3 separate regions of the Homo sapiens genome follow, and regions 2 and 3 are each linked to region 1. Evidence: chromatin loops called from intact Hi-C (ENCODE). Cell type or tissue: dorsolateral prefrontal cortex. All regions are shown on one strand.

Region 1 (4,000 bases):
TCCGTGCTAACTTGGGAATTACTTAAGGGTAAGGACTTTTAAATGTCTATTCATCAAGACATCTAGCAAGCAAAATGTACGTATATATTACGTATTCAATAAATGCATGTTCAGTTGAATAAAAGTGCTTTTATTTGTATACGGTGTTAAAACTGTTCTACTCTAGAAACAAATGACCCTACATAGGAATAAAAATACTTTTCCAATGATGTCGTAAATTATATTATTTTATAGGCCAATAAACTACAGGAGAAGTCTTTTTACTGCCACGACAGAAATAAACACTACACATGCATATGTCTGGCCACGCAAATGCTAGATGGAGCTTAACAACTCCATTCACCCTGTAATTTGAACCCAGATCTGTATGGATCTCAAACCCATATACTCCAGGTTGGCCTCTCCTCTTCACTGTAAACATCCCATTGTGTTCTAAGATTTACTACCTGGTTTATCTTCCCTACTACAATATGAACCTTCTGAGGGCAAGAAATAATGCCTTCATCACTGAATCTCCAGACCTAGAAAAGAACTCAGTAAATATCTGTTGGCAAATGACCATTAAATGTAGGAAGAAGCCCAACATGCTGACCCCTTCCAAAAGCATTACTGTGCGTCCTCACAAAAGAATAAAGAGATGAACTCAAGTGGGAAATTACAAGTCCTATTATGTTCACTATCTTCTCATTAAGAAGGAAATAGCATATTTTAGAAAATTTTCCACTGAAAGAGCTGAAATAAAAATTTGGGGTTCTTAAAAAGCTAAATTCTAGTCATCTAAAACACTGCAGTCTTGGATGGCAATAAACCCATAGAGCATAATTAAACAATAAAATTTGTCTTGAATTACTAATAAATACCATTACAATAAGAGTTCCAAGTAGCTAAAAATATCCCCAAGCTCCTGCCAATGTCCCACAGTTACAGTGTTTAAGTGATATCATCATACTGAAATTTACTAGGAATACAAGACCAGTAAGACAAGATCTTTTCACAGACCCATGGTAACACAGAAAATTTCAACTAGTCTATGATCTAGCATGTATACAAGAATAAACAAGTTTAGATGTAATAAAAAGTTTACTCTCGTGGTTACAGGTACAGAGGAAATTACTAAACACAATCCATTTCCTTTATAAAACAGAAGAAACACAGAAATAATTGCGAGAGAAAACAAAGGCTATGGCAAAACAATTCTGCATTACTTCTACCACCACATTCCATATTCCAGAAAATTATTATATCTGTACAAAGAAAGGTACAATTGATTTTGATAAATCTGAATTTTAGAATGTCTTTTGGATTATTACTTAGAATTCTTAAAGCTTAACTAGCACAAATTTCAGTAAATTTTTTAACTTACAATTTCAAGTTCTTTCCAAAAAAAACTGAATTGAATGAATTGCAACAGATAATGGCAGTTTGTAATTTTCCTAATTTTTTACAGCCAAATATTTTCATGAATACCTATATATTGTTAAACTAAAATGAAAACAAAACACCAATTTACATCATGATGAGTAAATCTGTTTTCACATCTGCTGCCATCTTTTTTACTTGCAAAAATAATCCCCTGGCATTTTCATGTTTTTCATATAGAAAGGACTCAAATGGAGAGCTGAAACGCAGCCAGCAACCGAACAGAGCCCTGGCTATAGCCCAGCCACAGTTGGGTTCTATGGGAGGGATGAATTCCAAGTGATTCCTTCTTGGTTCTGATGGTAAGCAGAAGTGCCTGACCCTCGGCCAACAGATGGACAGGGAAGACACAGAGAGCACACCCACATTGTCCATCTAGGCCAGAGATCAGGGCAGGGCAGGGCAGGGCGACAGGGGAACAAAGCTAACAATGGACCCGTGCCCATACAAATGGATGCACTTCCAATCCTAATACATGTGCTTACAACTACATGGAAGCGGCTGTGAGCTATTCATTCAATGATTTCCAACATACAGAGAGAATCTCAGGGTGGTGAACAGTACTCACAAACAGGCCTGGTACAGAAGGAATGAGCAGGCCTGTACTGTAAGGCAAACCACAGCAGGAATTCAGGTAGGAATCATCAGTCAGAGACTGAAGGGGCAGAATACAGATGTCAACATCATAAATGGCCAGCAAAAGTGTTTCCTTACGTTGCCAAAACTCTCGCATAATGACTTTTTGGACAGAAATATTCTTGTTTCCTCATTACAATGGAACTACTGTGATTAATCCAGCAACAATAAACAAATAATATGTTGTTTATTGTTAATAAACAACATATTATTTGTTATAAAGAATTGTTTATTGTTGCTTAACAACAACAAAAAATCTACTAACAGACCAGTCCAAGACTAGACAACATAAAGCTAACATAAAAATACAAAATCTGGACCCTGAACGTAAACTGTTCACAATCTGTTAGGAAGGGGAAATTCACATACATGAAATAATCAGAGAACAATTAAGAGTGAGGGTGTGAAGCTCTGTGTAGGGCTTGAACAATCAAAGACCTTGAGAATCATACCAGCAACAGAAAAGTGTTGAACCCGAAAAGCAGGAGAACTGGGTCCTTGTACTATCTGTGATCATTAAAGACGAAGACAAAGGAAGAATAGACATATCTGAGGCAGAAAACATGCTGGTTAACCTTTCATAGCCACAGAAACCCTGTGAGGTAGGTATCATCCCCATTCCACAGGCAAGGAAACCGAGGCTCACACCTCGGGCAAGTTACTTAACCACTGTGGTCTCAGTTTTTTCATTTGTAAAATCCAGGAATTAACATAATCAGCAGTTTTCAAACTGGGACCAGCCAAGCACCAGTTTTCTAGCATTGACTGAGAGCCCTGAAGTGGGCAGGGCTGCAGGCCAAATGTACCAAAGCCTCTGGTCAGCAGCTCAGTACCTATTTCTCCACATAATGTTTTGCCATTATAACCACAGCACTGAGAACAGCACTCAGTATATAATGGGTGGTCAGCTAAAAAGTGAGGAATGAACGAATCAAGCAGATGGCACGTCATCACTGACTTTAAGCTGACTCTCATTCACGGCGGCTCATTTCCTTATATGTCTAGCAATGTTTCTATCGTCAGCATATCCCCAGCTCTTCAGCAGCGGGTAGAGGGTAGCATTCTTCTTGAAAGGATTTGCATTTCTTTCTTTCTGCCAAGCAGCCCTGGGCTCTTCCAACTCAGAAGCATTTAGATTCGTTTCTCAGCTTGGGGTTTTCCAGACCATGCAGGTAGCATTAATTCAAATCCCAAGCCAAACAGTCTCAAAAGAGACTTTTTCTTTTTAACTCCATTTGCTGATGGATGTTTTTGTTTTGTTTTCCAGCCTGGTCTCCATCTGGCCTGAATGAGTCCCAGGCCCCGGCCTTCAGTGCTCACTTCCCAATTCAGTTTTAGACCTTCTGTCTCCCAAAAACACTCACTCCTCTTTCTCTTTTTCCCCACCTATGGATTTTTCTCACTTTCTTTTGATAAAGACTTTTAACGGATGTTTGCTGTATCTTTTGCAGTATTTCTAAGGGCTTAGAGTAGGAGAGTTTTCCAGAATATATGGTCAGCCTCATTTATAGGAGGGTCCATTATCTACCACTTTTCACTTTGGATGTGGTTTAGAAATCATTCCCTGAGGTTAAATGGGCGCAGAAACTACATAAGCCGTCAAAGGAGAGGAGGACACCCCAGGGGACTCCCAGAGGGTGAAGAAAAACACAAGCAGCCAATACAAGAGAGAGGCTGAAGCTGGCTGGGGTGGAGGAGGAGCCTGAGGTGCAAGAAGCAGACCTGCTGAAGCAGAAGGCTGGAGGCAGTTTATTTCCTAGTGAAAGGAGACCAACTTGCACTTTAACAGTTAGTTCTGAAGGATGACTGGTAGGTAAGTGAATATAATGATTCTATTTACTGGTACTTCCACCAATAAAGAGGACAGTTTAAGAACACAGTAGTATCACTTGCATATATAATTCTATAAGGACAAGCACACAGATCCAAAGTTGAATCAAATTCA
Region 2 (4,000 bases), 120 kb before region 1:
AGCCCATAGTCACTCATGTACTTCAGAATGGCCACTGTGGAATAGAACATGACAAATTAAGAACACGATGTTCATGACTGATCAGTTTTTAAATTATTTCCTTATTTAAATGTAATACCAATGAATACTCATCCACTATGACTCTCTCTGTAAAATAATACTTGATGACAAGATGTCATACTCCAGAGGAGAGAGGCTAGCCACATTTACATTTTTGCCTTTAATATCCATCAAAAACAAACCTCTCCATGAAAAAGGCTGCACAGTCACAGCATGACACAAACACAAAAGAGTGGAGGCAAAACATATTTTTAAATGATTTCTAATGTGAAATTGAAGATTTTTTGGTCTTATGACAACACAGTTGCCATTGTTGGATAAACGAAATGTTCACAGACTCAATTTCATCTTTTAGAAATTCTTAATCAGTGGCCAGGTGCGGTGGCTCACGCCTGTAATCCCAGCACTTTGGGAGGCAGAGGAGGGCAGATGACGAGGTCAGGAGATTGAGATCATCCTGGCTAACACGGTGAAACCCCGTCTCTACTAAAAATACAAAAACTAGCTGGGCGTGGTGGCGGGCACCTGTAGTCCCAGCTACTCGGGAGGCTGAGGCAGGAGAATGGCATCAACCCGGGAGGCGGAGCTTGCAGTGAGCCGAGATCATGCCACTGCACTCCAGCCTGGGCGACAGAGCAAGACTCCACCTCTAAAAAAAAAAAAGATTCTTAATCAGTTGAGATGCAGCAGTACATGGAAACATAGTCCCATTTACATACTTTGCTAAGAGTTCCAACTAGTATAAACGAAAAGGTGAGTAACACCCTTAAATTAGAGACAGAAATCTTTCCAGTGATTTTTGGTTTAAAAATAAAGCCAAACTGCTAATGCTGTTATTCTCATTTCCTCCCCTGTCTATAATTCACAGCTGCAGCCTTATCTCCCAGTAGCTTACTTCCTGTTCTCTAAATCCTTCCAGCCTATTTGGCAATGTTAGGACACACCAGAATGTTGAGGAATTACCAGCTGGGGGCCAGCTGGGTTCTCAGTTGCCCGAATTTTGTGCTATGGGGCCATGGATCTGCGCAGTTATCCAGGTATAGAGCTTCCCTTCCCTTTTCAAGGAGAATGTGACTCTCGTTGACTCTCAGCACCAAAGAACTTCTGTCTTGGGGTATTAGCTAAAGTGTATGTTCTTTGACTAAGAAGTCAGAGGAAAGGGTTAGTTTTGACCTAGGCCTTTGATGGTTCAAAAAGATACCAACCTATTACCCTCTCCAATATAAGACATGTTCTCTCATTTTAGAGTGTTACTATTATCAGTGAAGTTATTAAAGGCAGGAAAATCTACACAAAAAAACATAGGGCAGAACTGCAGAAAGCCTACATTTGGGCCATAATCTAAGGCCCTAAGTCAGTCACATCACTTCTTACACCTAGAACTACTTTTAGGGAAGGCAAAACAAGCATCACTTTGCCCATCCCAAGGACGTTCATCTTCTGAGTCAGGAGCCCTCCAAAGGGTGTTGATAGATTTACACAAGAAGCCATCTCAGGGAACAACCAATGTCATCACTATTCAGAAGGATTTCTCTCAACCTAAAACAAATGTAATTTGAATGAACACTAAATACACACAGCTCAAGGAAGAAATCCCTGTGATTATCACCACTCTGTTCTTCTTATTCTGCAATTTATTAAGTGAACCAGCAACAACTACAATTGTGCAAGAAAAACAAAGTGATTGCCAATTTAATTGTAGACACATGTGGTCATTTTAACGAACCAAAAGCACCCTGAAAAGGAGGCTGGAAGAAATTCAACTAGAACAATGGTTCTGCAGACTGCTGCCCCCAGAGATGTCACCGGGAGGTCAGTGGTGAGGAAGGCGGGCTCTGGAGTCTGGCTGCCTGGCTCTGACTCCGGGCCTCGTCATTCACTCACCAGCTGCACAGCTGTGGCCACCAGGACCCTCTTGCTGCCCCTTTCCTCGTCTGCTTGACGCAAGCCATGGTAGCACACCCCTCACGGAGTTGTGAGGAGTATCTTAAGAAAGGACCTCAGACCGGGGCCAGGCACACCGCAAACATTCAGCAAATGAGAGCTCTGTGTTATTAATTCACAAACTCAAAACTCCAGAAGATAAAGACTGCTTCAGCACAGTATTTACATATACAGTTTCCTCTTTAATAAAAGATAAATGTTTTGAAAGGTAATCTCCCTTTCCAGACCTGTCTCCCACCACTTGCACCCCTTACCCAACTCTGTAACTTAAAAAGCAACATCACCACATGCTTCGTGCCACCCTTGGCCAGGAACACCCTTCTGCCCCTTGCCGCCTGGTGAGTAAAGCCTTCCCTGAAGTTCCAAGCACTCCCGCTTGCTCTGCGTGCAGCACCTTCTGCACAGTCCCGGCCCATACGGTACACTGCGCTCCGTCACACAAATGTTCCACACCAGACTGAGAACTTTGTAGCTTTTGTTCTATTAAACTATTCTTGAAAGATGATTAACCGTTATCTGTTCCCTCTCTCTCTCTCAAGAGTAAGATGTTAAAACTGATTCAAATGATAAGGGGTTGGATAACAGCTTTATTGGGACAAAATTCACATATGTAATTCACCCATTGTCAGTGTACAATGCAATGGTTATTAGTATATTCACAGAGTTGTACAACCTTTACAATATGTTTTAGAACATCTACCTCAACCCTCAAAGCCCTGTACTTTTTAGCTACCACCAACCAACCCCACAATATTTCCCTCCAGCCCTAAGCAACCAATTCTCTGTTGTTACAGATTTGCCTACTCTGGACATTTCATATAAAAGGAATCATACGATATGTTCTCTTTTGTGACCGGCTTCCTTCTCTTAGCATGTTTTCAGGGTTTATCCATGTTGTACCATGTATCAGTGTTTACCTTTTAAATATAGCCCAGTAACATTCCATTGTATTGAGAGACCACATTTTGTTGATCTGTTCATCAACTTTTAGCTATTATGAATACTGCTATGAACTTTTGTGTGCAAGTTTTTTTTTTGTATAAACATGTTTCATTTTTCTTGGGTCTATACCTAGGAGTGGAGTTGCTGGGTCAAATGATAATTCTATGTTCAACTTTTTGAGGAACTACAGGACTGGTTTCCAAAATGATGCACCAACTTACATCCCCACTAGCAATGGCTGAGGTTCCCAGTTTCTCCAAATTCTAATACTTGCTATTGCCTGTCTTCTAAAAAATGACAGCCACCCTGGTGAGTGTGCAGCAGTTTGATTTGTGTTTCCCTGATGGTTAATGATGCGGAGCATCTTCTCATGTGCTTGGTGGCCATTTGTGTGTTTTTTGAGAAATGTCTATTCAGATTCTTTGCCCATTTTTAGTTGGGTAGTCTTTACTATTACTGAGTTTCTCTTAAGCCCTCTGAAACACTAACTACATGTGAAGAAAACTTTAGATTTTACTTTCAGATAGCCAAATTTATTTCTGTCATTTGAATGTTCACAAATCCAGTTCTCATTCAAACACAATTCAGTTAATCTCAGTTGGTTGGCAAGAATCTGTGAATGAAATGGCCTAGAGATAATACAGGAACTCAGAAAACAGATCTGTGGTCAAAGCCCTGGAATCTGGGGACCGCCGTGCCTCTAACCAGTTCTGAACCTGCATGTGCTGGGGGGTGACCTTCTAGTCCCAGCTTCCTTAGGACATGTACCAGGAAACACAGTTACACATTCCTTCCTGTATTTTCCAAACTTTTTTGTCAGAAAATAATATATCTTCTTATTGGATAGAGTTTATATTATTAGCCAGGCCTGAATTAGGAAAAAGTGAACTCCACACCAAATCTGATATGAATGCGAAACTACCATTCCATGCTTCTCATCTATTAAGTGGCAGCAAGATTCTTCCATTAAAGCAAGATAAAACAATGCTGAAGAGCTACATTATAATTACGGTCTGGAGGAAACCCAACAGTTAATACTTTCATCTTTTGACCA
Region 3 (4,000 bases), 130 kb before region 1:
TCAGAGATCGTGGTCTATAATCATCATGCCTGACACTGGAAATCTGTTTTTTATTTAAGTCGTAGAACAGGGATTGGCAAGCTATGGCCTGTGAGCCAAATCTGACCTGTCACCTATTTTTGTATGGCCCACAAACTGAGAATGGTTTTAAGTGGTTGAGAAGAAAAAAATCAAAAGAAGAATGATATTTTGTTATTTGAAATTACATAAAATTCAAATTTCAGTGTTCATAAATCAAATTTTAAATTTTGTCAATAAAAATCTTTTGGAAATCTGATTTTCCTCTTGTTATATGATACCTATATAATATCCTCAATTTTGGCTCCTTGTCCACAAAACCTAAAATATTTACTATCTGACCCTTCACAGAAAAGGTTTGCAGAATCCTGCCCTAGAATATGATCAATTTTTATAACCCTTCTGTGTTTGAGAAAAAAGTATGTTGTCTAATTGGTGAATTAAGAACCTATAAATGTCCTTTAGGTCAAGCTTGTTAATTGTGTTGCTCAGATCATCTACATCTTTGCTGACTGTCGTTAAAATGTCTGAGTATGTCAATGGATTTATCAATTTTTCCTTTCAGTTCTATTAGTTTCCTTCACTTATTGTGATGCTATTAATAAGTGTATACATATTTAAAATATGCTCTTGGTAAACTACAGCTTACCAAATAATCCTTTCTGTCTTCTACGAACCAAATAATACTTTGTCTTCAAATCTACTTTATCTGATACTAACATACAGCTACATCAGCTTTATTTTTTTTCTTGGTATTTGCAAGATACATCTTTCTCATCCTTTAAATGTGTTTATGTCCTTAAGTTTGAGGTGTGGCTCTAAACAAGATATACTGTTATCTAGATTTTTACAAATGTAATCTGCTAAGCTGTATCTTTTGATTGGTAAATTTAATCCATTTACATTTATTCTAATTAGCATTATATTTGTTCCTGTTTTCTACCACCTTGGTTTACTTTTTCAATTTGTCCTACATTGTGTTTCTTTTTAATCTTATCTAACAAAACAAATGCTATCTATAATCTTCAATGTTGCTTATAGCTACAAACATTTAGCTTTTTAAAAAATCTATGGTATTAATGGATATATTACATTTCAGGTAATGAGAAAATAAATGAACAAACACCAAAAGAACATGAACTTCTTGCTGTTTTTCAAGTAGGGGTTATGGGTTTATGTTGTGTTATCAGCAATGTCTCTATCATGACAATGGCATGGTTTGTGAGATAGCTCTTGAATAGCTGGTCTGAGATTACTGAAAAAAGTTGTTTCCTCAGATAAACTCAGAACCTTGGCTTTACTGACTTTATGTTCCAACCAATTATACTGTCTGGTTTTTCTCATTAACATAAAACAATGTTTTTCAGAAACAACGCATTACATTCTGGAATAAAAATAAAAAGCTCTTTCATTTTGCAAAGATAATGCTATTTACTTACATGCATTTTAACTATGTATTTTAAAAAAGATTTGTACTAAAAGAGAAAACTATTTTGGGAAATCTCCTTAATCCATAGCCAAAACACATAGCCAGTAAAATGAAGCTTCTTAGAGATACCAGCAATTTTACATCACACAAAAAAACTGGTAATAGAGGATGTTCACATGGACTAATTGGGTTTCTGTTTATTTGTCTAGAGACTTGGTCTTGCTTTGTTGCCCAGGCTGGAGTGCAGTGGCACAGTCATAGTTCACTGCAGCCTCAAATGGATTGCTCAAGCAATCCTCCCATTGCCGCCTTCCGAGTAGCTGGGACTACAGGGTTGTGAAACCATACCAAGCTAATTTTAAAACTATTTTTGTTGAGATGAGGTCTTGCTATATTGTCCAGGCTGATCTTGAACTCTGGTCACAAGAGATCCTCTTGACTCAGTCTCCCAACTAGCCACTTGGCTCAATTTGGGTTTATTAGGTCAACATAATGTGATAAGACTATATCACAACTGGAAAAACAAAACCAGAGAAAACCAAGTATCGAATTGCTTAAAAAAAAAAAAAAAAAAAAGTGGTGGCTCATGCCTGCAATTCCAGCACTTTGGGAGGCCAAGACGGGTGGATCACCTGAGCCCAGGAGTTCAAGAACAGCCTGGGCAACATGGTGAAACCCTGTCTCTACTAAAAGTATAAAAAAATAGCCGGGTGTGGTGATGCATGCCTGTAATCCCAGCTACTTAGGAGGCTGGGGCAAAAGAATTGCTTCAACCCGGGAGGTGGAGGTTGCAGTGAGCCGAAGATGCGCCACTGCACTCCAGCCTGGGTGACAGAGAGACCCTGTCTCCCCCGCTCCCAAAAAAAAAAAAAAAAACACACACACACAAAAAGGCAGAAACTCCAGTTCTTTTAGTTTTTCAACTGCAGAAGGTTGCAATGCTCTTGCTTTACTAAAGAGTTCTCAGGCATGGATTAATTGAAGCTGAGCAGCAGGCTGACCATGCCATTGACCCAGGCAGCTTTTCATCAGACTGTCTCAGAGTGTGTGTGCCTGGTACAGCCGCCCCTGGTGACTAATACTGTAAAATAATGCATGTACTGTTCCAAACTCATTTTTGAAATAAAGGACTCTTAATCATTTCCTGAAAAAGAAATTGTTAAAGCATCTCTTAGCTTTTGCCAAATGTTTGATTACTTTGTGACAATGAAAAGCATGCTATATAATGAAAATAATCTGTCATTTCTTCTAAAAAGTAGTCTTTTTCTCTGAGCTGGTTTCAAGGACACTCCTCTTCTAAGCCACAGAACTTTTCCAGGTGCAGAAAGCCACCAGTTCCTTGACCAGTGATCCATCGTCACCAGTGTGTGGTGTCCTTTTTAGTCGGGTAAGATCTGACTCCAACACGATTAAAGGCAACCAAGCCTCCCCCAGAATGCCACTGTTTAATGATGACAGTTGCTCAGTGGGTTCTAAGATTTGAAAAATCTGAGTTCCAAATGGCAAAAGTAAACAAAACTCTAAAATGAGATCACAACATACAGTAATTACTTTAGTCAAACCTGGTAGGCAGGCATTTATGAGATTCTGGGTGCTTCCAGATGTTCTGTGGCCCAGGGAAGCTCATTTGCCTCCAGGGCTGAACTCATTCTCCCTTTCTTGTTTCTAATATCTGCTCCAAACCCTCAATGGAAAGAAACACAAGGGAAGTGTTGGATGGTGGTGACTGCACAGCTGCTATGGAGATGATAGAGGGCCCCTGCTCACAGAGGCTACTGCTAGGAGAATCCATGTGCTGGTGGCACTGCTTGGCTGGTAGGGTGGGCCTTTTAATGGTAATGAAGCCTGAGCTCCTTGGGGTATACAGTCATGTCGATTAACAATGGGGATACATTCTAACAAGTATGTCATTAGGCAATTCCCTTGTTGTGTGATCATCACAGGGTGCACTTACTCAAACTTGGACAGTAGAGCCTGCTCCACACCTAGGCTGTATGGGACAGCCTACTACTCCTAGGCTACAGACCTGTACACATGTGATTGTGTTGAACACTGTAGGCAACTGTAATACAATGGCAAGTATTCATGTATCTAAAGCTATCTAAACATAGACAACATACAGTAAGAATACAGTATAAAAGATAAAAAGTGGTTCATCTATAAAAGGGCACTTACCATGAATGGAGCTTGCAGGACTAGAAGTTGCTCTGGGTGAGCCAGAGAGTGAGTGGAGAGTGACTGAAGGCCTAGGACATTACCTTGTAGCTACTGTAGACTTTATCAACACTGGATGCTTAGGCTGCACTCATTTCATTAAAAAAATGGTTCTTTCCTCAATAATGAATTAACCTTAGCTTATTGTAACTGTTTTACTTTTTAAACTTTTCAGTTTTTCAAGAAGTTTGATACTTTTTTTGATCCTTTTGTAATAACACTTAAAACACAAACATATAGCTGTACCAAATTATGTTTTTCTTTATATCCTTATGCTGTAAGCTTTTTCTATTAATTTTTTTTTTCTTTTTAAATGTTTTTGTTAAAAACTAAGACACA

The links. Hi-C counts contacts between places; a loop is a spot of excess contacts. Peaks named below come from ENCODE experiments on the same cell type or tissue, not always from the same donor. Only the 100,000 strongest peaks of a DNase experiment are listed, where the experiment ranks them.
Region 2: a loop joins it to region 1, with 3 times the contacts of the local background. A loop is called at or near these places in 4 of 110 quality-filtered maps.
Region 3: a loop joins it to region 1, with 2.0 times the contacts of the local background. A loop is called at or near these places in 3 of 110 quality-filtered maps.

The regions. Positions count from the first base shown.
Region 1 is chr6:158,283,547-158,287,546 of GRCh38, reverse strand. It overlaps a transcript of TULP4 not described here. Among named protein-coding and RNA genes, the nearest start is that of TULP4, 27 kb to the left of the region's middle. RefSeq lists an enhancer at 1,334-2,048. In dorsolateral prefrontal cortex, no CTCF peak of the experiment used is centred here; DNase peaks (open chromatin) are centred at 1,686 and 3,740; H3K4me3 peaks cover 2,232 bases; H3K27ac peaks cover 4,000 bases.
Region 2 is chr6:158,406,584-158,410,583 of GRCh38, reverse strand. All of the region lies in intron 1 of TULP4 (TUB like protein 4), which reads right to left. Among named protein-coding and RNA genes, the nearest start is that of SNORA116, 86 kb to the right of the region's middle. In dorsolateral prefrontal cortex, a CTCF peak has its summit at 1,869; DNase peaks (open chromatin) are centred at 1,933 and 2,363; H3K4me3 peaks cover 367 bases; H3K27ac peaks cover 3,980 bases.
Region 3 is chr6:158,416,423-158,420,422 of GRCh38, reverse strand. All of the region lies in intron 2 of TULP4 (TUB like protein 4), which reads right to left. Among named protein-coding and RNA genes, the nearest start is that of SNORA116, 95 kb to the right of the region's middle. In dorsolateral prefrontal cortex, no CTCF peak of the experiment used is centred here; a DNase peak (open chromatin) is centred at 2,482; H3K27ac peaks cover 4,000 bases.